Linked DNA regions of Mus musculus: all the other regions are linked to region 7. The links are chromatin loops, found by intact Hi-C in ENCODE. Cell type or tissue: heart. All regions are shown on one strand.

The links. Peaks named below come from ENCODE experiments on the same cell type or tissue, not always from the same donor. Only the 100,000 strongest peaks of a DNase experiment are listed, where the experiment ranks them.
Region 1: it touches region 7 in a loop (9-fold over the local background); 27 of 42 quality-filtered maps call a loop at or near these places.
Region 2: a loop joins it to region 7, with 3 times the contacts of the local background. A loop is called at or near these places in 4 of 42 quality-filtered maps.
Region 3: a loop joins it to region 7, with 4 times the contacts of the local background. A loop is called at or near these places in 11 of 42 quality-filtered maps.
Region 4: a loop joins it to region 7, with 3 times the contacts of the local background. A loop is called at or near these places in 13 of 42 quality-filtered maps.
Region 5: a loop joins it to region 7, with 2.3 times the contacts of the local background. A loop is called at or near these places in 3 of 42 quality-filtered maps.
Region 6: a loop joins it to region 7, with 3 times the contacts of the local background. A loop is called at or near these places in 14 of 42 quality-filtered maps.

The regions. Positions count from the first base shown.
Region 1 is chr19:59,738,247-59,742,246 of GRCm38, forward strand. No RefSeq gene overlaps it. Among named protein-coding and RNA genes, the nearest start is that of Gm41878, 33 kb to the left of the region's middle. In heart, no CTCF peak of the experiment used is centred here; no DNase peak of the experiment used is centred here.
Region 2 is chr19:59,237,175-59,241,174 of GRCm38, forward strand. Kcnk18 (potassium channel, subfamily K, member 18) reads left to right here. Exons shown (of 3, transcript NM_207261.3): 3 at 1-196. Among named protein-coding and RNA genes, the nearest start is that of Kcnk18, 20 kb to the left of the region's middle. In heart, no CTCF peak of the experiment used is centred here; a DNase peak (open chromatin) is centred at 2,457; H3K27me3 peaks cover 2,145 bases.
Region 3 is chr19:59,941,135-59,945,134 of GRCm38, forward strand. It overlaps Rab11fip2 (RAB11 family interacting protein 2 (class I)), which reads right to left and starts at 2,230. Exons shown (of 6, transcript NM_001033172.3): 1 at 1,514-2,230. The coding sequence starts at 1,866. In heart, a CTCF peak has its summit at 2,186; a DNase peak (open chromatin) is centred at 2,347; H3K4me3 peaks cover 1,840 bases; H3K27ac peaks cover 1,341 bases.
Region 4 is chr19:60,308,337-60,312,336 of GRCm38, forward strand. It overlaps Gm41882 (a long non-coding RNA gene), which reads right to left. Exons shown (of 3, transcript XR_877977.1): 2 at 3,449-3,556; 3 at 2,511-2,714. Among named protein-coding and RNA genes, the nearest start is that of Gm41882, 15 kb to the right of the region's middle. In heart, a CTCF peak has its summit at 2,478 (motif pointing left); no DNase peak of the experiment used is centred here.
Region 5 is chr19:60,071,096-60,075,095 of GRCm38, forward strand. It overlaps the pseudogene Csf1r-ps. Among named protein-coding and RNA genes, the nearest start is that of Gm41880, 23 kb to the left of the region's middle. In heart, no CTCF peak of the experiment used is centred here; a DNase peak (open chromatin) is centred at 2,446.
Region 6 is chr19:59,416,545-59,420,544 of GRCm38, forward strand. No RefSeq gene overlaps it. Among named protein-coding and RNA genes, the nearest start is that of Gm33756, 29 kb to the left of the region's middle. In heart, a CTCF peak has its summit at 1,674 (motif pointing right); a DNase peak (open chromatin) is centred at 1,677; H3K27me3 peaks cover 2,956 bases.
Region 7 is chr19:60,142,689-60,146,688 of GRCm38, forward strand. E330013P04Rik (RIKEN cDNA E330013P04 gene) reads left to right here and starts at 1,987. Exons shown (of 5, transcript NR_026942.1): 1 at 1,987-2,147. In heart, a CTCF peak has its summit at 1,855 (motif pointing left); a DNase peak (open chromatin) is centred at 1,873; H3K4me3 peaks cover 540 bases; H3K27me3 peaks cover 1,339 bases.

The DNA.
Region 1 (4,000 bases), 400 kb before region 7:
GGTCCTCATCTCGGGAATGAATTCATCATTCATAGAACAAATACATGGTCGCAACAGACAAGCCCTGGTGGTGGGGAGATATGGGAGACTGTCAGGGGGCACAATGTTAGCTGTGACTGTGTAAGTTGCCAGATATGGAGTAAGTTCCTATGCAGGCAGATGGTCAGGTGTCCATTCTCCATGCCAACATCTGGGCTGAAGCTGGAAAAAAAGAGGAGGGATATGAGCCCGGGGCACTGCTATGAATCCAAAGTTTAAGTGTTCTGCATTCTTTTGACATCAGAATTTTTTTCCCCCTAAGAAGTTACATGCTTATTTTCTAGTGCTTTTTTTCCCCCTACAAAGTAAAGCATTTGGAATTCTATTGCATGGTATTCACACAGTTTCCATAACAGACTTAAAATTATCCTCAGCTGGAGGAAAAAAAAATCCGAGTTTCTGATTGGCTGCAGAAGTCGGTCCCACGGAGAGAGCCTGCTCAGTGAGGTTTGGCCAGGCTGCCTAAACACGTGCTGAATGCACTCTGACAGAGGAATGTTTGACATCGGCCAACTCAATATAGTCTACTATCAGTGAGCCAGAAACCTACTAACTAGAACACTCAATTAATTAGACTCTGGTTTTCCTCTTTCACATCTTGCCTAGAACTCCGGCCCAGGGACTCGCAAGAGCATAGAACGCTTGGTATTTATTAAATGCTACTGTGTGTCACACACTTTTATAAGGACTTTTTGTGCATGAATACATAGACTCCTCGTAACCCTGTAGGAAGCCACTATTATTCTCCCAAATGTACCGAAAGGTCAGAACTGTTCATGGCTCTGTCTCTGTGGGATGACCTCCCTCAGTTTGTAACCCAGCTCTGCACTGAGCAGCTGGGTGGACTTAGGCAAGTTTTCTTAGGCACCCTGCACTTCAGCTGTCACCAAGATACCATTTCTCTAAAGTTCGGTTAACAGTGTGAAATTATAGTTAAGGGTGTTGGAGATAAAAATCTCTCCTTCATGACAGGAACATTGTCAAATGCACTTTAAAATAATCTTTTTACAGCATATTATCCATGAGTTTATGCTGAGACATTATTTTAAAAAATGCTGCACATACTTCTAAGGGGACTGTTCTCTGGGGTGGAAATAAGGGATGAAAGCAAAAAGAGAGCAGGAGAGAGCACTGGAAGGACCATGCAACCCTGATCCTCTTTGAGACTGAAGACAACCTAGACAGAAACAGAGACAAGGCAAGAAAAGAGTGAGCAATGGACACCCCAGGGATAGCCTTCCAATATTCTGACCCAGCCCTGTCTGAACCAGGTTTAACTTCTTTTTACTTCATAGTTCTATGACGACCCATAAACTTTTCTTATTTTTCCTTTTTTGGGCCCTGACTAGTTTGTGTAGGCAACTGTGATAATAAATAGAAAGAAATTCAGTCTTGAACAATAAGCCCTTCATCTCATTTCATATGTATCTTCCCACAATTTAGACATGATTGAAGAATTAACAACCGTATCCATCCACCCACCAATCTATCCATCCATCCTCCACAGATCACTTATCTGGTGTCAGAGACAGAAAGAACCAGAATGTATGACACACACATCCCTCCCTTTGGAGATGCAGACATATTTAGCAGAACCGAAGCCTCCTGCAGCCCTCAGGAAGACTAATTGGAAATGTAATGTCACGGATGAAGTGATGCCTCTTTAGGGACAGTTTCTTAAACATCTCCATGTACCAACTGTCTACAGTTTCTTAAAATAGTGTAGAGGCGGCTGCAGAGATGGCTCAGCAGTTAGGAGCGGTTGTGGCTCTTTCAGGGGGACCGTAGGTTTAGTTCCCAGAATCCACATGCTGACTCACAACTATTTGCATCTTTAGTTTTGTCTGCACATATGTATACGTGCTACATGTGTGCCCGGTGCACTTGCAGGTCAGAAGAGGGCACTGGAACTCCAGTTTCAGGAGAGCTCATGCTTTCTTCTGGCCTTCCAGGACACCAGCCATGAATGAGGCTGCATGCATATGAGCATGTCCATGCAAATGAGCAAAACACTCATACACATAAAATAAATAAATCTTTAAACTTGTAAAGCTAGTGTATAGCTTATATTTTAAATTTAAGAATTCCTGGTGGCCCCTACTTAATCTTCATTGTGCTGCATATAGATAGACCAAGGCAGTCAAAAGAGGGAGAAGAAGAAGAAAAAGGAAGAAGAGGAGGAGGAGGAGGAGGAGAATTCTTGCTGTTTCCTGTACCCATGCCCCCTTAACTGAGTGAAGCCACATAGTTCTGAAGGAATGACTTCTCAAATTTAGGCTCCCTTTGGGTGTGCACATCTTCTGAACTGCCCCCGAAAGACTTCTGACTGAGGTTGGAAAGAACTGTTGAGGGCTCAGTATTTCAACAATTCAGAACTCTTCCCCTTGTCAGCTACCACAGACAGGGATCGGGCTCCTAGTGGGATGGAGGAAAGCTTTCTGGAGAGTTTCTAACAGAGACCCTTCAAACATTCCCAGCAAGTGGGCCTTTAAACACAGGTAGAGAGCCATCCTGGAAAGGATGTCATTTAAAATACACGTTTAAAAGACTTGAGAGGAGTCTGGCTTGTCCAGCTGGTAAATTACTTTCCAGCCAATCTCTCTCTGCTAAGAGGTACCCAAATCTTATCTTACAAACAACCGAGTATAGTGTAAACTTACTAAGACTGCATCTTTGATTTGTTTCCATTCGAAATGACTGTGGGCTTATTATCTATTTTGCAAATAAGCTCCGAGAAACCTCTCCTGCGAAATATCATTTGGTAACAAGGTGATTTGATTTGCGGCTCCCATGGAGCACAATAGCCATCAAAGGAAATGCCACATTGGAATCTTTTGAGCTGTACCCATGAAGTGTTCAAAGAAACACCAAATGTGGTGAAAAAGAAACTGTACACAGCCAGGAGAGGCGGCGTGCAAACCCTTGGTTGATGTTCACATGATAAGCAGCTTATAGGCCTTTGTGTTTTAGTGCGGTGGGTTGTAAATAATATTAGCTGTATCCCAAGTGTATGAGTTATTTATAAAACACAGATCAAAAATTAGATGACTTTAAAAAAAGCGTAATACTTTTTAGTCTTGGACCGCAAATAGGCATCCCTTTACCGTGTGTTCATCATCTATTAAGGAATACCTTCTCTTTCTTATAGCAACAGAAGTGTGTGTTCACAATTGGAATGGTGGTATCAACCATGGGTTCTGGGTGCAAGAGAGTAGAGAAGACTTCAATTGTGATGGTTGCCAATCATGTCAGAGAAGGGAGACAGAGTACACACTGGGAGTAGAACAGAGCAAAGCTATGCTGCCTCTTGTTTTTTTCACTCAGTCTTCCCCTCCCTGGCCTTTCCCCAATGATACTGATTCCAATCTCCAGTGATCTGGGAAAGAATCATTTCTCCTCAGAGTCAGAGTCACTGTGGTGAAGTCAAAATAGTGAAATGATCTCCCCTGGTCTCTGGTAATCATGTGGCATGACATGTGCTATCTTTTGACTTTGAGCAGCCTGGTATTTGGAGTCTCTAAAGTAGTGTTTCTCAATCTTCACTGTGTGGGAGAGCCTTGGTCAGTGCAAATTCTGTGTCAGCGGATGCAGAGTGAACACTTAGCAAACAATAAGGCTGATGCCACTGTGGTCCCTGACTTCATCCTGAGTCTTAAGAGCTGCAAAGAGCATTGAATGTTGGTGTTCAAGATAACGAAAGGCGGGACCTGGAGCATAGTGTGTGTGTGTGTGTGTGTGTGTGTGTGTGTGTGTGTGTGTGTGTGTGTGTGTGTGGCTGTGTGCATGTGTGGCTGTGTGTGTATGTGCATGTGTGTGTGTGTGTGTGTGTGTGTGTGTGTGTGTGTGTGTCTGTGTGGCTGTGTGCATGTGTGGCTGTGTGTGTATGTGCATGTGTGTCTGTTTGTGTGTCTCTGTGCATCTGTGTGTGTATATACCTGTGTGTTTCTCTATGTCTGTGTTT
Region 2 (4,000 bases), 910 kb before region 7:
CTGGTAAGGTGTGGCAAAGCCCTGCAAACCCAAATTCATTGACAGCTTCGCCCTTCAAGGGGCTCGCCATGGGGCTGGAGGAGGTTGCCTAGAGGTTCTACAGATACCCACCAAACACTGGGCATTTATCCAGATTGGCACAAAGCAAACCTGAACCAAGTGAATCCTCAGAGCATTAGTGACTTCATGAAAGGTAGTGTGAACTCCTCAGTAACTCCCACCTTTCTTTCTTGGTTATCTATCATCTATGTCTGTCCGTCCATCTGTCTGTCTGTCTGTGTGCATGTGCACATGTGCCAGGGTGTGTATGGGGTGCAGGTAGCAGAGGATAATCTGTGAAGTTGGTCATCTTCTTCTAGCATGTGGGTTTTGGTGACCAAACTTAGACTGTCAAGCTTGGTGGCCATCAATTTGGCCCACACTGAGACATCTCATTGGCTGTCTGTTATTTCTGAGACAAGGTCTCATCTAGTCCATGGCAGCTTTGGATATGGCACGTAGTCAACAATGACCCTGAACTTTTGAACCTTCTGCCTCTACCTCCTAAAGTGCTGGGGCCATGGGAGTCTGCCACTACACCTAGCTCACTCCACGCTGAGGACCAAACCCAGAGCTTCATGTGTGCTAGGCAGGCACCTTACCTACCGAGCTACACCCCAGCCCTGCCAAGTTCTTCTCGGGGCAAAAACAGACATGGAAGCTGTCAGGAATGCACACTATGCAAATTAGATAGACGAATTGCCTTGCTGGTTCACTTATCCAGTCTGCTAGCAACAAAACTTTCCATGGCTCCGAAGATGTGGACCTGTGTGTCTTCCTGCCCCTCACTTCCTACCCTTGTGTCATGCAACCCACAGGCAGCAATGTATTTCTATGTGTGTATTCCAGAAAACAGCCTCTCCAGGTTCAGGAATATGAATTCACGACGCCAAGCCTTTCCTCAATGGCTTCACTTCTTGCTGCAAGCACTTTCTGTTGCGCCCTGACCCCTACTATCTGTCTTATCAGTCTAGACTATGTATTTATATTTTATTTTGCCATGACAAGTACCTAAGAAGACAAAAAGGTGGAAAGGTTTGCTTGGGGTCATGGTTTCAGAGGGTACAGTTAGTGGTCTCTTGGTTGCATGTTTTTGGGATTGTGACGAAGCAGAATAATGTGACAGAAAGAGGTAAACAGGGGAGGAAGAGGGAGAAGAGGAGAAAGAGGGAGAAGAGGAATCAGGGACAAGATACTCCTTTCAAGGGCACCCCTCCCCCCAGTGACTCACGTCTCCTACCAGGACTTATCACCTACTAAAACACACTCACCTATGAACCCATCAATGGGTTAATTGATGGAATCAGAGCCTTAGGATCCAGTCACCTCTGCACAGAGCTATCAGCTGTGGGTCCAGCATTTGACACACAAATCTGTGGGGAGACAGTTCAGCTGCACACTACAGCAGCCCCCTGAATGACCTAGTCACACATTCATCTCTCGTGGGTCTGGAGCATGAAGTCTACAAACAGAATGGTAAGGTTCTTGGAGGATACCCTCTCTTGGTTGATGGACATGCAGAGATCTCATGTGGCTTCCTTGTTTCATAGGGGCATTGATCCCGTCCTGAGTGTTCTGCCCTTCTGACCTCCTCCAACAGCCTCGCCTCCACTGGAAGTTAGTTTCAAAACCTGACTCTGGGTGACACATTCAGTCCTTAGCACTCACCCTCAGGGGCCACTGGTCTGGGCAGGGGGTGTTTTCAAGCATCTCTGATAGGTGCAATTTTGCAGCCAGGGTTGGTGATCAGACCATTGGCTGCTCTCTCAGAGCATGTCCCTTCTCCTGTGGTTTGGTTGAAGACTTGCTCTCTCTGCTCAGTTCTGTGTAGTTTCCTCAAAGGCCCAGATTACCAGAAGTGTGTGTTCTTGCCCCCTGCGTATTCCCACAACATCCAGTCACCAGAATATAATGAGGTTCTAGTTCTCTGTCCCCTGTCTAAACGTGGAGCCACCTGAGTAAAACCACAGTGTGCTTTGCACTGTCTGCCACATACAGAGAGCTCAGTGGGTCTCTCTCAGACTGCTCGGTCGGAGCCATGAGGAGTCTCAACTCACCCATAAGTTCCTGGGCCCTGGAGTGTAGGAGACCTTGCTGTGTCTTTCGCCTGGCTTCCCCTGTACTGGGACCAATGGCGTGGGAGCCACACTAGCCCAGAAGCTGTGACATCACTCTGCTCAGCTGTCTGGCAGCCTGACACTGTTTAACTAAAGGATTAAGTTGGGGTGAGTCCAGAGATGCGTTCAAATGGCACAGCCAGTGAGGTAGGGTGAGGAAACAGATAGTGAGAACTCGAAAGATCCAGTCCCGGAGGAATCCCAGAGACTGCAGAGCTGGCTTTATCAAGTCTGCTAACCATGGAACCTTGTCGGACCTTGGCTGGGCCAAACTAGGAGCAGAATGCCAGATCTCAAATGGCCACCAGGTGGCGCGCCAGACCGTGTCGACCTTGCGCTCCAGGGCCAGCAGGTGGCGCATTCGCCTTTTGCTGCCTCTTGGCTGCTTCAGGTGCCTGAAAAAGCTTCAGGTGGGAGAAGAGCAGCCTCGGAGTGGCCTTGACCTCAAATTTTGCAGTCAACTAAAGGAAAAGAGGCTCTCTCAACCTCTTTCCGCTCTTCCACCCAGAACATCACGCAGACTTGAAAGACATGTAGTCCTGATTTTAAGTTCTCAGTTGACCCAGCATGTAATAACTACTCGAAAAGAAGTCCTCTCTTGGCTTGTGGGATATGTACCCTTCAAAGTCATGACCCCCAGTAATCCCAGTGGGTGAGGCAGCTGGTCCAGACAGCACTCCTTCACTGTCCTAGTGGGAAAGAAAGGGGGATTGCAAGGTATGAGTCCGAATTTAGTAAAGGCTACCAGGACTATCCAGGGCCTCCACAGCCTGGGCAGCTCGGATAAGCAAGGCGAGGCGCTGTAGCACCCGATACACTTGCTCCCCACTCATGTGGCTCTCTAACATTAGCTTTGTTTGCTTGTCGTTTCCCCTCTGCCTTAGCCCGGAACCAATGCACCCCATTCTGCCCTCATGGCATGGATGATACACAGCCTCCTACCTCCCTCACTCCCGCTCCGCATGCTAAGCTCCACCCTCAGGATCCCCAACAACGCCTCTGGACCCTACGTTCCTCTTGTCTCTCTGTCTGAGTGCAGATCCTGCATGCCAGCAGCTTAAACTGTCTCCCTTGGATCTCTTCTGTTTCTGGAGGGTCATGTGTGTTCTGATGTGAGGTCCTGGCTCTAGTTTCTCTCATGAAACTCCCAAGCGGCTGGCTCGAAGCGCATCTGGTATCTGTTCATTTCAAAGTGGTTAGTCTGGTGGTTTTCACTCACTCGGTACCCAGAGTTCACAGCTCAGGCCCTGGAACAGAACCCTAAAAGAGTGAGCTTGGGATGCCCAGTATATACAAACGGCACAGCCTTTCAGGACAGTGACCCGAACTCCTATTCTCTTAAGGAATCAGAGCCCCTGAGATAAGCGCCATGACTTAGGAGCAATGCTGGACCCACTGTGACCACTATGTCTCCCATCAACTCTCTGGACTCGGACACCCAACCAGGCAGGCTGCAGGCATATCTAGGGTAGGGTAGCCTGAGTACCTTGGTTGTTGCCATGGTGATGGATACTCACCTCTAGTCAATGAGAACTCGGAAGCTGATGTGGGTGCAGGACAACAAAGAACATCTCTATCTTGGATACAAATTATGGCTTCTTTTCATCTTCCTTTAACTGCCTTGCTTTGAGCCTTGCAATTTAGATCACAGAATAAAACCCTTTTAAGTACTACATATTAAAAATCATAGGCCATTAAGGAGCCTTTCTGAGGTCTAGGCCCAGGTTGGTCTCTTCAAAAAGTATGTGTAGGAAAGCATAGAGAACTAGGCAAAGTAATCAGCATGTCACTGAGTCAACACGGATTTATTGAACAGGGATTAGATGCTAGGGCAACTGAGGGCT
Region 3 (4,000 bases), 200 kb before region 7:
GTGGTCTGCAGTATATTACCATTAATATTAAAAGCACTTTTTAAAGCACGGCAAAAAATTTTGAAACTGTAGATGCTCAAAACCTCACAGTCAAAACACTTTAAAGGGTATACACTAGATCATTTCATAGTGACAATTTGGGACAAATTATTTGGTTATTATTCATTTTTTCATTTTAAATCTGATGAAGAATCCCTCAGAAGAAATAACATGCTATTAAGTATCAGGAAATTTAAAAATCATTAAATATACAACTTAAACTTCTTCTCCTCCCCCCATCCTCATTGAATATTTACCTATTTTTTTTCTTCTTGCATTTCTAGTATTTTTTCTTACATACACTAAATCTTAGGTAAAGACTTTATTCAAAACAAAAACAATTCTTATTAAATGAAGTTTGCTGGCAGGTTTTACAAAGGAAATAAAGACAGATAAAAGATCACTATACTTGTAAGAAATTAATGTGAGCTTAAAGTTATCATTGCAAAAATAGTGCTCTAAAGGGTAGGTAGATGAACATGCATCAGGACTGGGTTTTGTTCTTTTTTTTTTTTAAGCTACTTGGGAAAAGTGCAGTCCTCTGATGAGTTCCCTCAGCCCTCTTTTCACAAACTCCAGCCATCTCAATGAGCCTTCAGGCCCATTACAAGCTCTGCGTGTAAGGTAAGCGTGTACAAGCATGTAAGCTAAAAGCAGGACAGCAGACCTACCTTTCCAAAGATGCTACTTGTTTCAACTTAGCACATAACATCCTAGTGTTGATTTGAATTTTGATTTCTTAAATTAAGTATATCTAACTTAGGCTAGAAAGTTCAATTTCAAAAGCCATGTTTTCATCGAAGAAGTCATTAAATCACTGCATCACAAGACTGTAATCACTGTCTCTGATCTTACACAACAGCTTTGCTGAACTAATTCTTCAGTAAACAATAGCTCCACTATACTGTAAATTCAAAGGGAAAATGTCAGTGGGCTCAAGACTGAAGATGTCTGTGCAGACTTCCAAAACTTTTGTTCTTTTAACAACTTTCTACCCTATCAAGAAGTACTGACCCTGAAAACTGGTGGAGCAAAAATAAGGCCAACTGTTTCCAATGCTGAAATAAAGAGTTCTAAACCTAGTAACTTATCTTTTGACACCCTTTACTAGTAATTTATTTTTTTAACAGTGCTCAACAAACATAGACCTAATGGTACGCATATATTTAATTTTCTGGTTTTCTAGTTCATGCTCTAGGCCTCTTATAAAAAGTATTAAAACCCAGTGCAAAATATTCCACTAAGAGCTCTTAACCTCACACAGAAATGAGAAAAAAAAATGGTTTACTAATCACTCCATTAAAAAAAAAATCAGAGTAAAGGCTATTTCCCTTCAAAGTCATGCAAAGAGAAGTGCTTAATACTGGATCCTATTTCAATCCCAAAGACCAATGCCTCAAATATACTATGTTCAAGAACAGTAAATCCATATATCTTTAAGTACCCAAAATTCAAAATAAATTATATAACTTACTCTGTTTTCCTTCTTTGTTTGTCCTCAAAGATGTCATTGAGATTGATTGCCACCTGCCCTAAAAACTTATCCAGTCCCACCAGGGACCTGTGCATCACTATAAGAAAAAGAATGTATTTCTCCGGACTACCCTGCATGAGCAACCCAGGCAGCTCAAAGGAGGCCTCCTCCTTCCAGACCGGCTCCAGGGTTTTCTCTGCTACAGATGTAGAATACTTCTCTTTGCCCAACTGAATTATGGTGTATGTGTCATTGGTACCACTTTTGCCTTTTGGCTTCAGATCTTTAGCTTGGAGCACTGTGACCTGCACGTGGGTTGGAAACCACTTTTGGGCTTGCTCAGACAGCATCATTCTGGGTTTTTTGTTTTGTTTTGTTTTTCGGTTTTGTTTTTTGTTGTTGTTGTTTTGTTTTCTCTGCGCAGAGTTCAGAAGCGCAGGCAGAGCCCCTCCCGCGGGGAGAGCCCCGTACCCTGATCACTGCATCCTTAAGAGCACTTCAGTGAGCTGGGCAGTCAGGGCTGCCGCGAGGTCCCTAAGGGCTGCTGTCAGGAGGACCGGTAGGGAGGCCGCCGCCGCTGCTGGGGTCCCTTTCTTCCGTAGAAGCACAGGGGCCCACATCACCTCCGCGCCTTCCGGGCCTCCGCGCGCAGCCCCGCGCCCCGCTTCGCCGCTATCCTGAAACCTGCGCCCCTAGGGCCCGGCCTCCGCCCCGCGCGGCCCGGCTCCTCCTCCGACCCGGCTGATACGAACCGTCGACGGCCGTGGGGCCTGGCTCCCTCCGCCCGCCCGCGCGGCCTCGCCTCGGCTCCTCCCCCCCAAGAGTGGCGCAGGCCTGGGCGAGCGGGGCGGAAGCGGCCGACCTGGACCGGTGTCGGAGGGACGCGGAGCGCGGGTGGCAAACCGAGGCCGGGCGGTGTCACCGGGTGAGGCCTGGCCAGCAACCCGCGGCTCCTAGCGCCCGGCGCGCGGCGGCCGCGCCACTTCCGGGTTGGCCGTCTCCATGTTGAGTGGGGCTGCGCGAGGGGCGGGGCCGGGCGGGGTTGGGGGTCAGCGCCTCCCTGGTTGCCTTGACGACGGGGCGCGCGGTGCGGGACGCGGAGGCTGGGATGCGCGCGCTGGACGGTGGGTGCTGAGGTTCCAACCTGTCGGTTGCAGCGGGCTGGGGAACTGTGAGCCCGCAGAGGCCGACAAGGGGTTCTGGGAGGCGGCACTGGGCCCTATACACCGCCCGCTATTGGGAGAGAACCGGTTTCCATCTTGGAAGGCAGAAATCTGTTCCAGCTGTGTGTTCAGTCCTAGCTGGGCGCTGGTGTCCTTTAATGGTGGTAGTTCTTCTTGAGTGACAGTTCAGACTTCGTCCAACCGTTCTCCATCGTCTTGAAGAGGAAACCTTCAACTGACTAAAGGGACCTCCTCCTGAGCACAGACCAAAAGCAAAGGATGCAGATAGATTCCAAAGCTTAATAAAGATTCTCTTGCTTAATAAAGATTCCCTTGCTTAATAAAGATCATAGACGCTTTGGGATGGCGTCAGAAGACCAGGCCCCCATGCCTGCCACCATAATTCTACGGAACTATTTAGTCTTTTTTCCCCCTTTCTAAGTTGTGTGTATGGCGTCCAAGTCAAAAGCATTCCCTGAGCGCTCACTGTCAAGTCCTCCAGGAATCCAAACCCCAACTTCATGGCCAGAGAGGACAGGAGTACTGTCTCTGCTTTTCAGTCTCAGGAGATGCATACTACCTCTGTTGACTTTATTTCTGTCCATGTCTGCCTAGGAAAATTCTGAAGCTCTTTGGACTGCACTTCCTGGCAGCACATCCAACCTGCGGCCAACAATAGCTATGAATGAGGCCAAACCCAACCTTAAATGCTATGAGAGTATTTAACTGCATTGTGCTTTTCTTCAGGGAGAACTTTGCAGACAGACAACAGCTCTCCAAGCAATGTCAAAAGATTAGACATCCCTGAAGGACTTTAGAGAACTAAGCATTAAACAGACATGCTAACCAATCTGTTGACTGACTAAATGCTTTTCTCCCTTTATGGGACTAATTTTGAGAATAAATATGATAGATAGGAATGTGCTTTATCCAACTTAAAATGGTCATAAACTGTAAGGTATTGGGTTTATTATTATCGGGCAAGTTTTAGAACTTCTGTTATACAAGCTGAGTTTCCATCCCGGGGAGAGCTGAGTTTCCATCCCGGGGAGACAGTGTTTGAAAAGGCCATGTGTGCAAAGCAGAACAAAATCATCTCACTGTGCACATAGCATCTGGATCCCAGAGCGGGCAGTTGTCAACTCTAAAGAAAAAATATTTTCAGGGATTTGTAAAGAGTACATTGGAGCAGTCAGTGGTGGAATTTCACCAGCATCTCTAGAGAGAAATAATATGACACCTGAAACTTGTAGAGAAACAAAATAAGTGTTTTGACATCCAATTTAAGCCTAGTTTTATAAACTGCATTTCAAAGGTTTCACAT
Region 4 (4,000 bases), 170 kb after region 7:
AAAAGCAATAAATTTAAACTTAATGAAATCTCAATTTGCCTACAGTGCATTTCACTTTGACATTTTCTATATTGCCATGGTGCTTTGATAAAGTTTTTTTTTTTAATGCAAAGAAAGTGTCTGTAAGGCTAAAGACCAGACTTGGTACCATTGTGGGCAAGGCAGCATTACAGCACTTAGGTTGCATCGCTCCATGCCCTGTGGCAGCCAGTGCTAACACTAGTTCAGCTCCCATTATCATCCTATGATTATGCATTTTTACTGCATTTAACTGATAATACAACTACCAGCTCACCTTAAAAGAATTGGCTTGGAGGTTTCATTGCTTTCCAAATGGAATTCATTTGACAAACAAATGACAATTAGCCTGGTCTCCCCGTTCTGCGTCAGGATGCTTTTTGATTGAACCTAGACCAATTTACCATTTTTAAATGAGTTTAGACATTTACATTTAAAATGTCTAGAGGAAATTAGCCCAGGGACATCCAACAGCCAACATGCTTTTTGAAGTTGATTACTATTTGATCTAGTACCCTCTACCTGTGCATTTTGTTCCGACTTCAAAGTTTGGGAATGTAAATGTCACCTCACCTCAAAGCACGGGGAGAAACTTAAAAGCAGCTTGGCTCATTATGGTATGCAAAGGAGCCCATATTTTAATATTCGTTTAATATGGTTAGTTAGCTTTAATGACACCGGTGTGGCACTGTCATAGTTTTGGGGTCCAAAAGCACTGATTGAAGTTTCTAGCTGCTACTTCTATTTTTCTGCACAGAACAGAATTGTGCCTTTGAAGGATAGATTGGAACTTGGCTGGATCCTTTCTGGTGAGAGCTCATGATAGCAAGTTCTAGATGAGGAACTCACCTGTCTTGGTGAGGAAACAGGAAGCCAGACTATCAGAGGATTGGGGAATTTTAATTGTCAAATATGAGATTCCATTCTGTCTGTTTTTTTTTAATTAGGTATTTTCCTCGTTTACATATTCAATGCTATCCCAAAGGTCCCCCATACCCACCCACCCCCAGTCCCCTACCCACCCACTCCCCCTTTTTGGCCCTGGCGTTCCCCTGTACTGGGGCATATAAAGTTTGCAAGTCCAATGGGCCTCTCTTTGCAGTGATGGCCCACTAGGCCATCTTTTGATACATATGCAGCTAGAGACAAGAGCTCTGGGGTACTGGTTAGTTCATATTGTTGTTCCACCTATAGGGTTGCAGTTCCCTTTAGCTCCTTGGGTAATTTCTCTAGCTCCTCCATTGGGGGCCCTGTGACCCATCCAATAGTCTGTCTGTTTTAAGAGTAGGTCTTTCACCCACCGGTGCTGAGAAAGCTTCTGGTAATTCTGGTACAACCATACAGTGCTGATAACCTGGCTATTATTACTGCTCTGAAGTTAGTTCCAGCCTAGAGCAGCTTTTATCCATTTGTTATTGTTAGGGTCAACATGTCATTGTCCAAATGAGGAACCCAGGCTACATTGTTCAACTGCAAATAAAATATATGAAATTGTTCTGTGGTCTCACTACCACATTCTGAAGACTTGTGCTCAGTGTTATCCACAATACCTTCTGAGGAACATTCTGGAGGGAGAGTGGATGCCACAGAACTAAGCTGTCCAACAGCCAGTCTGTCTGTGTAGTCATGGCTTTCACGAAGCAGCCTTGAGAGAGTGTCAGAACAGCTTAAAATTCAAGTTTTGTCTTGCGTTATAGCACTCACACCACATGTTTTCAAAATAACTTCAAGTTCAAAAGAGTTCGCACATAACAACACCGCATAACCACAGCACAGGATCAATGGTTTGGAAGAAGTCTTTCTGTGAAAACACGTCATGAATTCAGAGACCCGACACTAGAGTACCACAGAGCAAAAGCATAGATAGTGACAATGTAAAAACAGACATTTGAACGTTGGTCACAGATCCAAAAAAAAAAAAAAAAATCACAGAGAAGGATGAGATTCAGTAACTAACTTGATCTTACTACTACCAGGGTGAAAATAATGACAAAACAAATTAAAAATAAAATTTCTTTCAAAATAACTTCAGATTATTGCTGAAGAGTTTCAACTTCCCCCTGGGTCCCTCCCATTGAAACACTGATTTCTTACTGGTTTGATCCTCTCCCCTGCTTTCTGCTCATCCCTGTTCATTTTTTTAAATGAAAATGGTCTTTGCCAAAACTCCAGGGAAGAAACAGTTCCCATTTCACATTTAACACTTCAGCCCCAAGTTCCCTCATACACTCAAGATCCAAACTTTGACAGAGAAGCGTCGAGTCCTTCTGTCAAGAACTCTTTCTTGCCTACTTTTCTTCTAGTGCAAAGAGGAATTTTTATTATTCTTTCCTGGGCCTGCAATCCAGCATCTTCAGCCTGTGGTTTTGAAGAGCTCATAGCTGCCTCTTACCTAGGCAGTGCAAGCTTAACCCAGCTAGATTTTGTTACCTCGCCTGCCCTCTGCTGGACAGAGGGAGGAATTCTTACCAAGCAGTTCAAACAGAGCCACAAGGTTTCCAAATATCCACAGATTTTCAAATAACAGACATTAAATTAACAATCAGAAAAATTCTGATGTTTGAGGTTTTGAGGTTTTGTTTTATTTTGCTTTGTTATGTTATGTTATGATCATACATTCAATCTTCGTACTTGAGAGGCAAGAAGTTTTTGTTGTGGTTTTGATGTCAGTCCAGCTACACACTGAGCTCCAGAACCTGAAAAAAACAAACAAAAAACAAAAATATTTTTCCCCAACGACTTAATAAATGCACTTTTCTTGTCTGCGTATACTGGTCCAACACCAGCTTATTTTTTTTCTGCCTCATCTTCAGGCATAATTACTTTGAAAACAAATTGGAAATAATTTGAGTGAAACTCACAAAAATATTTTAACGCTTCCATTTCAGACACTAAACTGCTGTTATAGACCCTTGCCTTGGTGCAATTGACCTGGCAACAGGGAAAAAACTATACTACCCAAAGAAGTTGCTTCTCGAAACATCCAGACAGCACTAAAATATTATTCTCAGTAAGACCACAGAGCCATACTGCCTGAGTGCAAAGCCTTCTCTGGCAGCAATTGACTGGGCAATAGCTTAAACAAGTTAAATAACTTCTTTATGTCTGTGTTTCTCCCTTGCAGCTACAACAGTGTTTGCCTCCACAGTTGCAAGGATTTAACCCATTAACACACATGAGTGAGTGCTTTGCACATTGAAAATATTCACAAATGGTGGGGAGTATTATAGGAATGATCCAAAATTAATGCTCACAGTATGGCATGGTAGAAAGGAGAACAGATCTTTCTGTTTTGTTTTGTTTCACCCAGAGTTTTAACATTTACTCCAATGGGATGAAATCTCCAGCTTCTAAATTAAGAATGGGCACATTTCCAAGGAAAGAAATATAACTTTCAGTGGGAGATTACTTAGAGAAATACCTTCTTTACCTCCTCTGGCAGCAAAAGTCTGAAGCATGCAATCGATCACACACTTTATCTGATGACTCCCAAGGAAATAGCTGGCTTGGCAGGAGTTGTTGATTTCTTCTTGCAGGACTGTAAGGGAAGGTTAGTAGATAAATGGCTTCAGCCCATTAGACACACATTAAAGAACCATTCACTTGTCCATTCAGGCACTTAATAAACATTTAAAATGTGCCTACTCAGTGCCTATGGACCCTAGAATAAGCAGAGAGAATAAAGATGTAATAAAGCAAACATGGCCCAGGGTTGCAGAGCTGGCTCAGCATTTAAGATCAGTTCCCAGCACCCACATCACAAGAAGCTCACAACTGTCTGCAATTCCAGCTTTGGGCTATCAATATATATTCTAGCTTCTATGCACACACTCATACACACACACACACACACACACACACACACACACCACACCACACACCACACACCATACACACATACCACACACACACACACACACACACACACACACACACACACACACACACACACACCATGTAAGAATTTAAAAAGAAAACCACC
Region 5 (4,000 bases), 72 kb before region 7:
TTGTGTTTGTTTCTATGCAATACATTCTTTAATGCTCTTGGGGCTTATCCATAAAACTCTCTGAGATGGCTGAGTTTCTTCTTCCACCTCTGAATTTGAAGAACACAGCTCACATTCCATGCTGAGCTAAATCCAAAGCACTTGGTGCAGACTATAGAATGTGTGTGAATATGAGTTCTCCTGGCAGGCAGCAACAAACTATGACCACCAGCTCTACCTTCTCTAAGGTGGCTTTTTTTTAATCTTTAAAATATGTTTTATTAGATATTTTCTTCATTTACATTTCAAATACTATCCTCTTTCCTAGTTTCCTCTCTGAAAGTCCCCTATACCCTCCCCCTGCTCCCCAACCAACCCACTCCCACTTCCTGCCCTGGCATACCTCTACTGATGCTTCCAGCCCAACTCTAATCTTTAGCATTCTGGTCCTTTATGGGAGCTTCTTTTTGTAGCCACGAAGCTCTTTCGCTCTGGCCTTTGATGGAGAGAACAGCTGTCCTCAGAAGGCAACCCTGGTCATTCACTCTTTCCTCATCGCTGACTCCTCTGTTACCTGTTTCATTTGCTTGCTAGAGAGTATTTCTACCATTCATCCCTGCTAGCTGGATCTCCCACCCATTCTTTCCAAAAGAAATTACTTGTCTTTCCTTCTTCCTTTCCTTCCTTCCTTCCTTCTTTCTTGCTTTCTTGCTTTTTTCTTTCTCTCTCTATTTATTTTTGTTTTTAGGCAGATTCTCATGAGCCTCAACTGACTTCAAACTTGTATAGCCAAGGATAGCCTTGAGCCCCTGATCCTCTTGCTACCAACTCCCAAGGCCTGGAGTTACAGGTGCTTGCTACTATGCCACCTTTATGCTATGGAATCCATATGCTTAGAATCAATAAGCATAGCTTATGCATCTTAAGCAAACATTCTGCCAACTGAACCTCAGTTCAGCCCTAACAGCAACTCTTGAAGAAATCCCCGTGCACTTGTGATTCGAGTAGCCCAGACCCACACCTTCCTTCCAAGACTAATGCAGACTGAGGATTCCAAACATTGCTCTGCTGTATGGGCCAGTTTAGTAGCAAGACACCCAGACTAAGGTTCTCAGACAATGTTGCCATCAGTGTGGCTAATAGTACTTGTATTTTAGAAGTCACATGTTCTAGAAATTTCCAAAAAGAAACCACAAGCCAAGCAACTAATAGTCTTTTTTTTTTTAAAGATTTACTTATTTATTACATGTAAGTACACTGTAGCTGTCTTCAGACATTCCAGAAGAGGGAGTCAGATCTCATTACGGGTGGTTGTGAGCCACCATGTGGTTGCTGGGATTTGAACTTTGGACCTTCGGAAAAGCAGTCAGGTGCTCTTACCCACTGAGCCATCTTACCAGCCCGCAACTAATAGTCTTAAAGCTAATTTGCAATCTTCTTTGTCCTCACACAATGCACAAAATAAACTTCAAATAAGAGAGCTTTAAATGTAATGTGTAAGAACAAACACATAACTGGGAGAGGAGGAAAGATTAAAGGATGAGGCTTTTTACACAAACTGATGGATGATAGAGTTGGGGTGTATGCTGTAGGGGAAAAGAGTGCAAACTGAGAAAGCAAAACTATACTTAATGAAGCGTGTGTGTAAAGTATCACAGGCAAGACAGAAGGAGAAATAAAATTTCCTCCAACCTCCCAAATGAAAAGGCAACACAATAAAAGTGCCTATTTATGAGAGTCAAGTGATAAAAACTAAAAGGGAAAAAGAAATAAGACTTCTATTCATCATTGTTTTCAATTTTGAATAATGTTTATGCCTTATGTGTTTAAACGTAAAGTTAAGGAAAAATGGAAACAATACTAAATTTAAATATATATGGAAACAAAGTGACAAAACTGTGTACAAAATTGATAACATATCAGGCAGAAATAAAGAATATAAGTTTTGAACATATACCCGCAGTTGTAGAAAGGCTAAGAACATAAAATAGCAGCAGGGAATTTAACATGATGCAAGGTTGTTGATAGTCATGTTGAAATATTGGTATCAAGATATTATATTACTAGACTAAGCAGATAACTAAACGTAAGTTTGCTTTGAAGAACTAGGGCCTTTCCTAAGATAATGGTATGGAAGAGACAAAAACATGTGGTTTTGGATTAGACTCGGAAGTATAAGATGTGTGGTTGCACATACATGTGCTCCCATGGAGTGAAAGTACACATGTGTATTTGCATATGCACTGTTGGAGTAGGGAGGCAGAGATGGACCCAGCCAAGTTTACAGGAAATAAGATCCAAGCAGGATGAGAGAGCAGGTCACTCCCTTCCCTTGAGTAAAGGGTGAGTTGTCATTTGTGAAAATTAAACATGGAGAGACACCAAGTCACAGGAAATGAGGCCCTGCTTCCACCACCATGTGAGAGGTTGCTCAGCCAAGTAAAAAGAGAATGGGCTCCAGAGAGTGGAGGAAATGACTTCACATTCCAGCACACTTTGTTCCCTATTGTAATTCTGAATGACTGGGCCCCTGGAGCCTCGGGGTGCTTTGTTTGTATGGAAAAATATTGGCAGCATTGAAAAGTTGCTGATGGGGACCATGGGAAGACTCCTCTATGTGCAGTGGGGCAAGGTGCAAGTGCCCAATGGATAGCAATTAGCCCGATGGCTACTATAAATAAATCACAAGTCATAAGCACTTGCTGCAGAGGGAGGTATCAGTCATTTCTGGGAAATCTGCACGAAAACTGGAAAATGGATACTAAAACTGTCTTTTGAGTTAGGCATCCTGTTTCTCAATATTTATCCAGAGGAAAGAAACAAAGTATGCACAGGCAGATATGAATAATTTATTTCAGCATGAAATATATTTCAAAATTGCAACAGTAGATGCATAATTAAACTACCATTTTGATAAATTGATACACCATCCTTCTGCCTTCTAAGTAGTTATCCTGACACCCTCACACTGAGCGCATTCCTACAGCTCTCAGCCCTAGCTGGAGAAACTTCTTTCTGAAAACACTAAGGTCATTGCAGAGATCCACAACAGGTCAAAGGGCAAAGAATGGGGGTCTATGGAGTGTCCATCTCCAAATGAGACATCAACAACAAAGCCACTTCCCTCATGCTCAGGGACCATGGTAGAAGAGGGGTTTAGAAAAACTCTAAGATCCAGAGGCACCCCAGAGGCTTGTTGTGAAAGAGTACAGTCAAGAGTTGTTGGAGAATGGACACCGGATCAACTCCAGACCCATGTGCATATGTGCATGTGTGCAACATTAACTGGACCCAGCAGGTGACATATTTAAGAGACTAGAAGCCAGCCGGGTGTGGTGGCACATGCCTTTAATCACAGCACTCAGGAGGCAGAGGCAGGCAGATTTCTGAGTTAGAGGCCAGCCTGGTCTACAAAGTGAGTTCCAGGACAGCCAGGGCTATACAGAGAGACCCTATCTCGAAAAACAAACAAACAAAAAAAAACAGAAACTAAAAGACGGGGACATGAATTTGAGAGGAGGATGGAGGGCTTGAGGAGTCAGAGATGAAGACATAATCAAGATGTGTTAAACGCAAGCATGAAACTCTCAATGAATAAGAAAAAAATTAAATACAGTTAAACTACTTATGCCTGCACACTACTGGACATGGAGCCTGGTGGGCACAAAAGATATGTGCAGCTAAGGTACAGAATGAGCTTCAAGTCTCTATTATCAGGAAAACCTAGAAATGCTTGCATAAAATCCTAGTAGATACATGGTTTGCTTAATTAGTGCTTGTGACACTAGAATCAAACTCAGTGCAAGTGTTCTTGCACTGAGCTATCATCCTAGCACTCCAAATGTAGACACACAGACTCACGCCTATTCTGTCTTTACTTTGGTGGTTAAAGGGACTGTTCAACCACACAGGAATGCTGTGGACACCCTCCCCAGTCCACCCTTCCTTCAGCACTCACTGGTTGCCATTTTTAACAAGAATAATCTTTCCCTTCTCTTTTTGCCACTGACAACTCCAGGTT
Region 6 (4,000 bases), 730 kb before region 7:
GCTCTCTGGAATCAAACCCAGGTCCCCGTACTTATACAGTGAGCTGGTTACTTTTGTCCACCCGATACAGGCTAGAGTCATTTAAGAGGAGAGAATCTCAAATGAGAGAATGCCTCCATAGATCAGGCTGTAGGCGAGGCTGTAGGACAGTTTCTTAATTAGTGATTGGTCAGGGAGGACACATACTGAGACAACCAGGTAAGTGCGGGGCAGAACTTAGAATGCTAACACATACCATCGAAGGTAGCTCCAGTGGTCCTGGATTCTATAAAAAAAAGCAGGCTGAGCAAGCCAGGGGGAGCAAGCCATTAAGCAGCACCCCTCCATGGCCTCTTCATCAGCTCGTTCCTGACTCCAGGTTCCTGTTCTCTCTGAGTTCTTGACTTCCCTCAGTGAGCTGATTTAGGATCTTTCTATCTTTCTCTTTCTTTCTTCCTTCCTTCCTTCCTTCCTTTCTTTCTTTCTTCCTTCCTTCCTTCCTTCCTTCCTTCCTTCCTTCCTTCCTTCCTTTCTTTCTTTCTTTCTTTCTTTCTTTCTTTCTTTCTTTCTTTCTTTCTTTCTTTCTTTCTTTCTTTCTTTCTTTCTTTCTTCTTTCTTTCTTCATTCTTTCTTTCTTTCTTTGGGGGGATTTTTTAAATTTACATTTCAAATGTTATGCCCTTTCCCACCCCCTGGAATCCCCCTACCCCATTCCCCTTCCCCTGCTTCTATGAGGGTGCTCCCCCACTCACCCACCCACCCACTCCTGCACACACACACACCCATTCCCCTACACTGGGACATCGAGCCTTCACAGGACCAAGGGCCTCTCCTCCCATTGATGCTCGACAAGACCATCCTCTGCTACAATTGCGGCTGGAGTCATGGGTACTCTTTGATTGGTGGTTTAGTCCCTAGGAGCCGTGGGTGGGGGGTAGAGGGGTCCTGGTTGGTTAATATTGTTGTTCTTCCTATGGGGTTGCAAACCCCTTCAGCTCCTTCAGTCCTTTCTCTAACTCCTCCATTGGGGACTCCGTGCTCAGTCCAATGGTTGACTGCGAGTATCTATCTGCCTTTGTATTTGTCTCTCAGGAGACAGCTGTATCAGGCTCCTGTCAGCAAGCACTTCTTGGCATCCACAACTGTGTCTGCATTTGGTGACTGTATATGGGATGGATCCCCAGGTGGGGCAGACTGATTTAGGATTTCTAAGCCAAACAAGCCCTTTCCTCCCCAACTTGCTTTTGGTCACAGTGTTTCATCACAGCCTAACTAGACGCCCAGCAAGCATTTTGCCCACTGGCCATCTTCCTGTCATTTTACACGCTTACTTCCAAAACGAAGCTTCTTGCTTTCTTTAAGTCTTTGGTTGAAAACCACCTTCTTCACGAAGCTGTCGCTGAAAAGCAAATTATAACTTGCTTCGTTTTTTCACCCACTATTTCCAGCCACCCCCCCCCCGCCCCCGTCATGTATTACGTTTGATTTTTTTTTCACCCGCTGCTCATTTTGCACAACCACCATGCAGATCGGGATTCTGTTTTGTTCAGTGATGAATCCCAAGTGCCCAGGACTATGACGCATGCGCAATTTCTTTTCAATAAATATTTCTTGAGTGACTACCCGAGCGAGTCTCATCCCTTGTGAGTTAGCTTGCCAGCCAAGAGATCACGTCATACCAGGACTTCCCAGAAGAGGGCAGCCGAGGAACGCCAGAGACAGCCGAGCGGCGGCGCTTTGAACTCAAGAGTCTCTCAGCAAGATAACGATGCTGGGAGGAGTGAACTCCCGCCCCACTTACTTCTAAGGCAGGCTTTTCCCCCTAACAAAAGGGTTTGGTGTAGGAGGCCTCTGGGGAGCCGATAAGGCCCCTATCCATGGCACAGGAGGTTGTTTACCAAAATTCAGGTGTAAAAATTTGAGAAACTGTTGAATAGAAACAAGGTCAGCCAGTCTCCCACGGTAGGAGGAGGGGGTGGAGAAGGCCAGCAGAGAGGATCTGTGTCACTCCTCCAAAGGACAGAAAGTGTCCTCTACTGGCTACTATCTAGGGAAAGAACTTAAGTCCCTAACCCTGACGTGTAAAGTCTCTAGTCTTATTCTGACTAGACTCCAGCGGATGACATTACAAGAACCAGGCCGACACCCACCCCGGGTCAGTCGGCCTTCTTTCCGGGTGTTTCTGTTACCCATTCAATCAGGGAATTGAGTTGCATCAGTAACTAAACCTTCAAAAACCAAGTTCAAGGTGAAGCCACCTTAGATCAAATTCAGCATTTGAGTGTGTCTGGTTGGGAGTTGGGGTGGGGCTTCAAAGTAGGCATTGCTCAAACACTCGAATCTGTTGACCCAGAACTGGCCAGTCAGCTGGCCAGAATTACCGCTTAGATGATGAACCAAGCCAGCATTTATTGAGTGCTTCTTGTGTGACACACACACACACACACACACACACACACACACACACACACACACACACGGCATGTCAGTGGCATTTTCCCATGAATTTCCAGAATGACTAACTCTGAATGCAGTAGTTCTCAACCTGTAGGTCGAGGCCTCTTTGTTAAACCTCTATTTCCAAAAAATATTTACACTATGATTCATGACAGCAGAAAGATAATTTTATGATTGGGGGGGTCATCATAACATGAGGAGCTGTATTAAAGGGTTGATGCATTAGGAAGATAGAGAACCATTGTTTAAAGGTGGCGTGAGAGAGGTTTCCCCTCACCAAAAGACCTCGCTATCTGTGCAGCTCACCCACAGTCACGTGAGAAGGAGTCATCTACTGAGAGGAGTCACTATGGATCCCGCACAATTGAGAGAGTGTGTAGTCTAGCTCAGCCTCTGACACATGGAGAACCTGAGTGCTAGAGAGTGGATGGGAACTTCCCAAGTTCTCACAGAGAGCCTGACACCTGCAGCCTGCTTGAGGAGAGCGTGCGAGAACGGACCTTAGGACTTCACTTCTTGGTGAGTGTCAGGTCCACTCAAAGGCTTTTCTTTTTCCTTCCTCTGTTTCAGAGTCTGAGTATGATGGTGTGTGTTTGTAACCCAGGCCCTTAGGGGTAGGAGGAGTCAAATTCAAGGTCATCCTCTACAAAAGAAACCAAAGCTTCATTCCTAGTCTGTACCTGGGAGAACTCATCCCTGCACCCTGTCACAAAGGCAACCATTTGCAGGTTTTTTGCTTGTTTGTTTTGATTTGTAGACTGCCCTCTGTGGGCCCCAGGACTCTCACCTTCCTCCGCTGTTAGCCAGTGTCTGTGCTCAGACAACACTATTCACATAAAGATGCCGCCGGGCTACAGAGCGAGGCCCTGTCTCTAGATAAATAAACGAATCGACAAGAAACTTAGAACAGGTGGTCAAAGTACTCAGTGTGGACCATTCTTGGTCTTTATCTCATGTGGCATCTTCAGACTCTCGTTCTAAGGTCTGGTGAATGGTCAAGCCACTTACGACTTTGTTTATCACACTGTCTTCAGAATCTAGTGCTGTCTGCCCTTACAGGCCACAGTTGACCTCTAGCTCAATCGTTCCATGGCCTTTTGTGGCCAGTGTCAACTCTCCAGCTGGTCAGTCTTGTTCTCACTTTTCCTTGCTCCCAGCAGGACAGCAACGACCTTCGGTAATCTTTCTGGGACGTCACGTTCTCTGTAGATATTCCCCCGTGTCTTCTGTCCTGCTGTAGGAGCAATGATTTTATTAAGCAGTGAGCTGAGAAGGGACAGTTACTGAAACCTGCTCTCCCTGAGGTGGGCTTGGTCCTAGAGGATCCCAGAGCCAGGATCCTGGCCACTGTGAGACACTAGATACTGGCTTTGCCCTTCAGCTTGGAAGCTTGCCTTAGTGTGCTCCAGAGAGCTCCAAGGCTGGAGTGGAAGTGCCCTCTGTGGCCATTGTTACCATTTGATAGTTATTAGGGAGACAGTCTGTAATTATTAATGGGCCATGTTTTGGAATCATATAGAGTCTCAAACCTGGCTTCATCTACCTGGGTGGGACAAGAGGTGGG
Region 7 (4,000 bases):
AAGCCCCTACCTTCTAAATATACAGAGTAGCATGCTAAATGGTAAGTTTCAGAAAAGAAGGTATTTCACAAATAACTGGAGCTAAGCAACAGTTAGGGTTTCTTTCTTCCAAAGATGAAGATCAGAATCCCAGACTCTGCTTAATTCACTCCTACACGGGACCTCTGGATTCAGCTCTTCACCCCTGAAGCAGCTCCTGGTCCCGCTTCTCCAAGTCCTTCTATGTATTAATAATGGCTATCCCCTCAGGGGCCTTGTTGCATAGATATCTGAGAGAGAGAGAGAGAGAGAGAGAGAGAGAGAGAGAGAGAGAGAGAGAGAGAAAGAGAGAAAGAGAGAGAGAGAGAGAGAGAGAGAGAGAGAGAGAGATTTGCCTTCCAAGGTAGTTTTTCTGCTCTCTGTTGCTTAAGCAACTGTCTGCTATAGGAATCCCCAAAGCTGCCAGCTCCCCTGGACTCAGGTCCCCAGCAAGGCCACCCCCCTACCCACTTCTCTCCCATCTGCTTATAATTTAATGCTCTGTGTGTTTTAATCATTTCATTAGGCATGTCCTTATTTTGAAATGCAACTAATTCTTCAGTTCAAACAAACAACCAGTGATCTAAAAATGAGAGCAGTCTTTACTCTGGGCTCCAGGTTGCCTCAGAAGAAATATCACACCTACTTTAAGGAGGGTGAAAGAGAAAAGCTGCCCCTAGTTTGTTTGTTTTAAGCCACTGACTTTCTAGTAAACATATTTCAGAGACTTTTGAGTCATCTTCAGAACTTTCAAAATCAACTTGAAGATGTTTTCTTGAGGATTTTCCCCTCTGAATATTTCTATAAGATCTGTTACTATTAATGTTTATCAGAAGGTGGGTTTAGAAGTGTCATAATTTTATATTTGATGACAACAAACACAAAAGAAAAACAAAAACTGCTTCCACTGTAACTTTGTCTCTTTCAGTATTTTCTGTATAGGAGTTTACATTTACTAAGGCAAAGAGAGTTATCCTTGGCTCTAAGAGGGAAAAAAATTATAAGCTAAGTCCTGAGATTATAGGGGGTTTGTTGTTGCAGTTGTGGTTTGGTTTGGTTTTGCTTTGGTTTTTGTCCCTGACATTCATATTTGTTCTACATCAAGAAATGATGAACTGGCAAGATGGCTGGCTCACTGTAAACACACTTGCCACCAAACCTCAGGACATGATGTCAATCCCCAAGACTTACATGGTGGAAAGAGAAGCAGACTCCTTCAAGTTGCCCTCTGACCTTCACAGTAGGACATGAGCTCACACACGTTCAAATAAATAAATAGAAAAAAAAATTTAAATTCAACTACTGAAGTCCCAGAGCTATGTGTAGGTCTAACATATCTTTGACATTCTGTACAATGTGAAATTGATGGTACCGTTTTTGCTGCTGGTACTTTGGGTTTTTTTGTTTGTTTGTTTGTTTTGTTTTTGTTGTTGTTATTTTGGTTTTTATTTTTCTTCCGGGTAATAGAATGTTCTTTTACCATTTAAGAAGCTTAAGTAACATTCCCACCCAGTAGACACTTAGAAAACTTTTGTTGAAGTTCAGTACTAAATAGGTAGATTTAGTTGCTCCTGTCTGTCTCAATTCCCTTTTCTGACTTAATAAAGATTTAAAATGCCACGTTTACAATCTGACCGGGATATTCTGTGGAGGATTCCCCTACAGTCACCAAACAAATCAAGACCATTTAGGTTTCGTGTAAACACTGAGATGGTGATAATAACCTATTAGAAAAGTAGTTTGGGAAGGATTGTTTTCGGACTTTTTTGGTTCGCTGTGAACAGACCTGATCATTTGCGTTGGTGCCTGACACAAGTGGTTCTCATGCGCCATCTAGTGGCTGCTGTGAAACTGTGCTGTGTCACGGGAAACCCTTTCTGAACAAGCCTTACTGTTGCGAATTCCTGTCCCGGTCGTCGGGCAGCCACTGGACACTTGCCCATCTTTCAGCCTTTAAATTGAGAGGAACCACCGAAGAACGCATGCACAGTGTTTCCCAAAAGCCCTGTATCCTTGGGAGCAACCAAGATGTAATCGGTCAGAGAAATGGTTTCTTCCTGGATCCATGTGAGTTAAACTGTTGTGGGACTGGAGACACTCGCGCCTGCAGAGTTGTGGTGACAAGCAAGGTAAGCCGGGTGACTTTTGTAACCCTTTTTCCCAGCAGAGACTACTCCTGTGTGTAGAAACCACGGCCTGGCAGCGACTTCTCTAACTCATAAAACTTGCTCTAACACACGGGGGAAAAAAGCTTCACTTAATCCAGTATCCTGTGTTGATTCCTGCCTGCGACATCTTAATTCTTACCCACGGGCAGGAGGACTGCTCTCGGCTGTGGACAGTGATGTGGATTTCACAATATTCAATAATCAGACTTTTCATGGGGGCTATTCCAGTCAAATATTGATTTAGTCAGAAAGGAGTGATAGAAATACAGCTCTGTAGGTTTATTCTTGTTAAAAGTCCAAAGTAGAGTGCAGACTTTGAGAGTTCTTCTTGCAGAAAGTATTAGCAAAAAGTAATGTCCAGGCAGCCCCAAGTGATACAAGACAGTTAGCTATGAATTTCACAAACATCATTAAATGTGTGTGGATGTAGTGCAGTACTGGAATGAGAGAAGATAACTAAAATTAAGATAAATAGCTTAGGAACTCACAGCCAGGGAAGCCGTAATTCACAAGTTTTCTAAGCTAGTGTTCTTATTGCCTTTAGGAATAGGAAGCATTGCTTCCAAAGCTGGGTTAACCACTCTTGAAAAGCATAAGGTACAAAGTAATTTACTCTCTTATTTCCAAGATTAAAAACCCTACGATAGTATTGTCCTCGCCCTTAATGCTTTCGGAGAAAACACTCATCCTACAGAAATACACATTTGTCTTCGGAACTCTGATCTCTCTCCTGTGCTGGGACTGGGGTTCACAGCATCTCAAACCCTGTTTCTCAGGCCTTATCTAAGGGTTATCTATTTCCATGGAAACACTGATCGACTTGAGACATCTCCAGTGCTCATATTTAGCAAAGTCTGTGAAGAGTGTCGATGTAGGGTATCCGATTATTACTCAAGTGAAGCCCCTGTGTCAAAAAATTCTAAGAATCATTATCTCCTTTTGAATACTGTTTGAAATTTTTGAATCCACTATCTGGAAACTGAAAGAATAAAAAAAATACTGGCTCATAAAAATAAATAAAAACTGTGGGTTTGTGTTTCTACTGTGGCATGCCTGCTAAAATGTCTACCAAGTGAAATTCAAAGATGTCCGCTTTTCTCAATGTTAAATATTCAATTTCCCAAATGTTGTTCCATGTTAAAATTTAAAGGGAGGGCTGGTTGGTTGATGGCTCAGTGGGTAAAATTGAAAGGAATTTTTTTCTAGATTTTTTTTTTTTTGGCAGTACCATGATTCATCAAAAACCTTGTTTGTACCATGAAAAGAAAGAAAACAAAAACTTGCAATATTCTAACATCTGGCCCATGCTATTTTCTAAGCTTTTTCATACATGCTTTATATACATCAAGTCCTATACCATAGCTCAGCTCACGCAAACCCATTTTCCCATAAACCAATAAAACACCTTAAAATACAGATCTGGAACTAAAAATAAATAACATTAATATCCTATTCCGTCACAGGCCAAGTAGGAATGAGCCGTTCTGCTAAAGCTGTCTTTGGTTGCCGGGATGTTCACTCCAGGCCAGAGGAAATCACTCGGTTCTTTCAGACGCCTTAAGTCTCCCTCCTGTCCACGTTAGAGAGATGTTGCTGAGATAACACAAGACAATCTCAGGGAGGTTCTGTGCTCCGGAGAACATAAAGGGAATGCATTGTTTCTCACAGTCTGGCTGGAAGGGTGTAGCACACGGTAAAATTAAGACCTCCTCCTTCATTGTGCAGCACAGTTGGGCTGTTTGATCTCTAAGTCCTTGGGTAATTGGAGTCTACACAGCATGTGGAATCTGGGTCTGAGCATCTCCCCCTCTTGC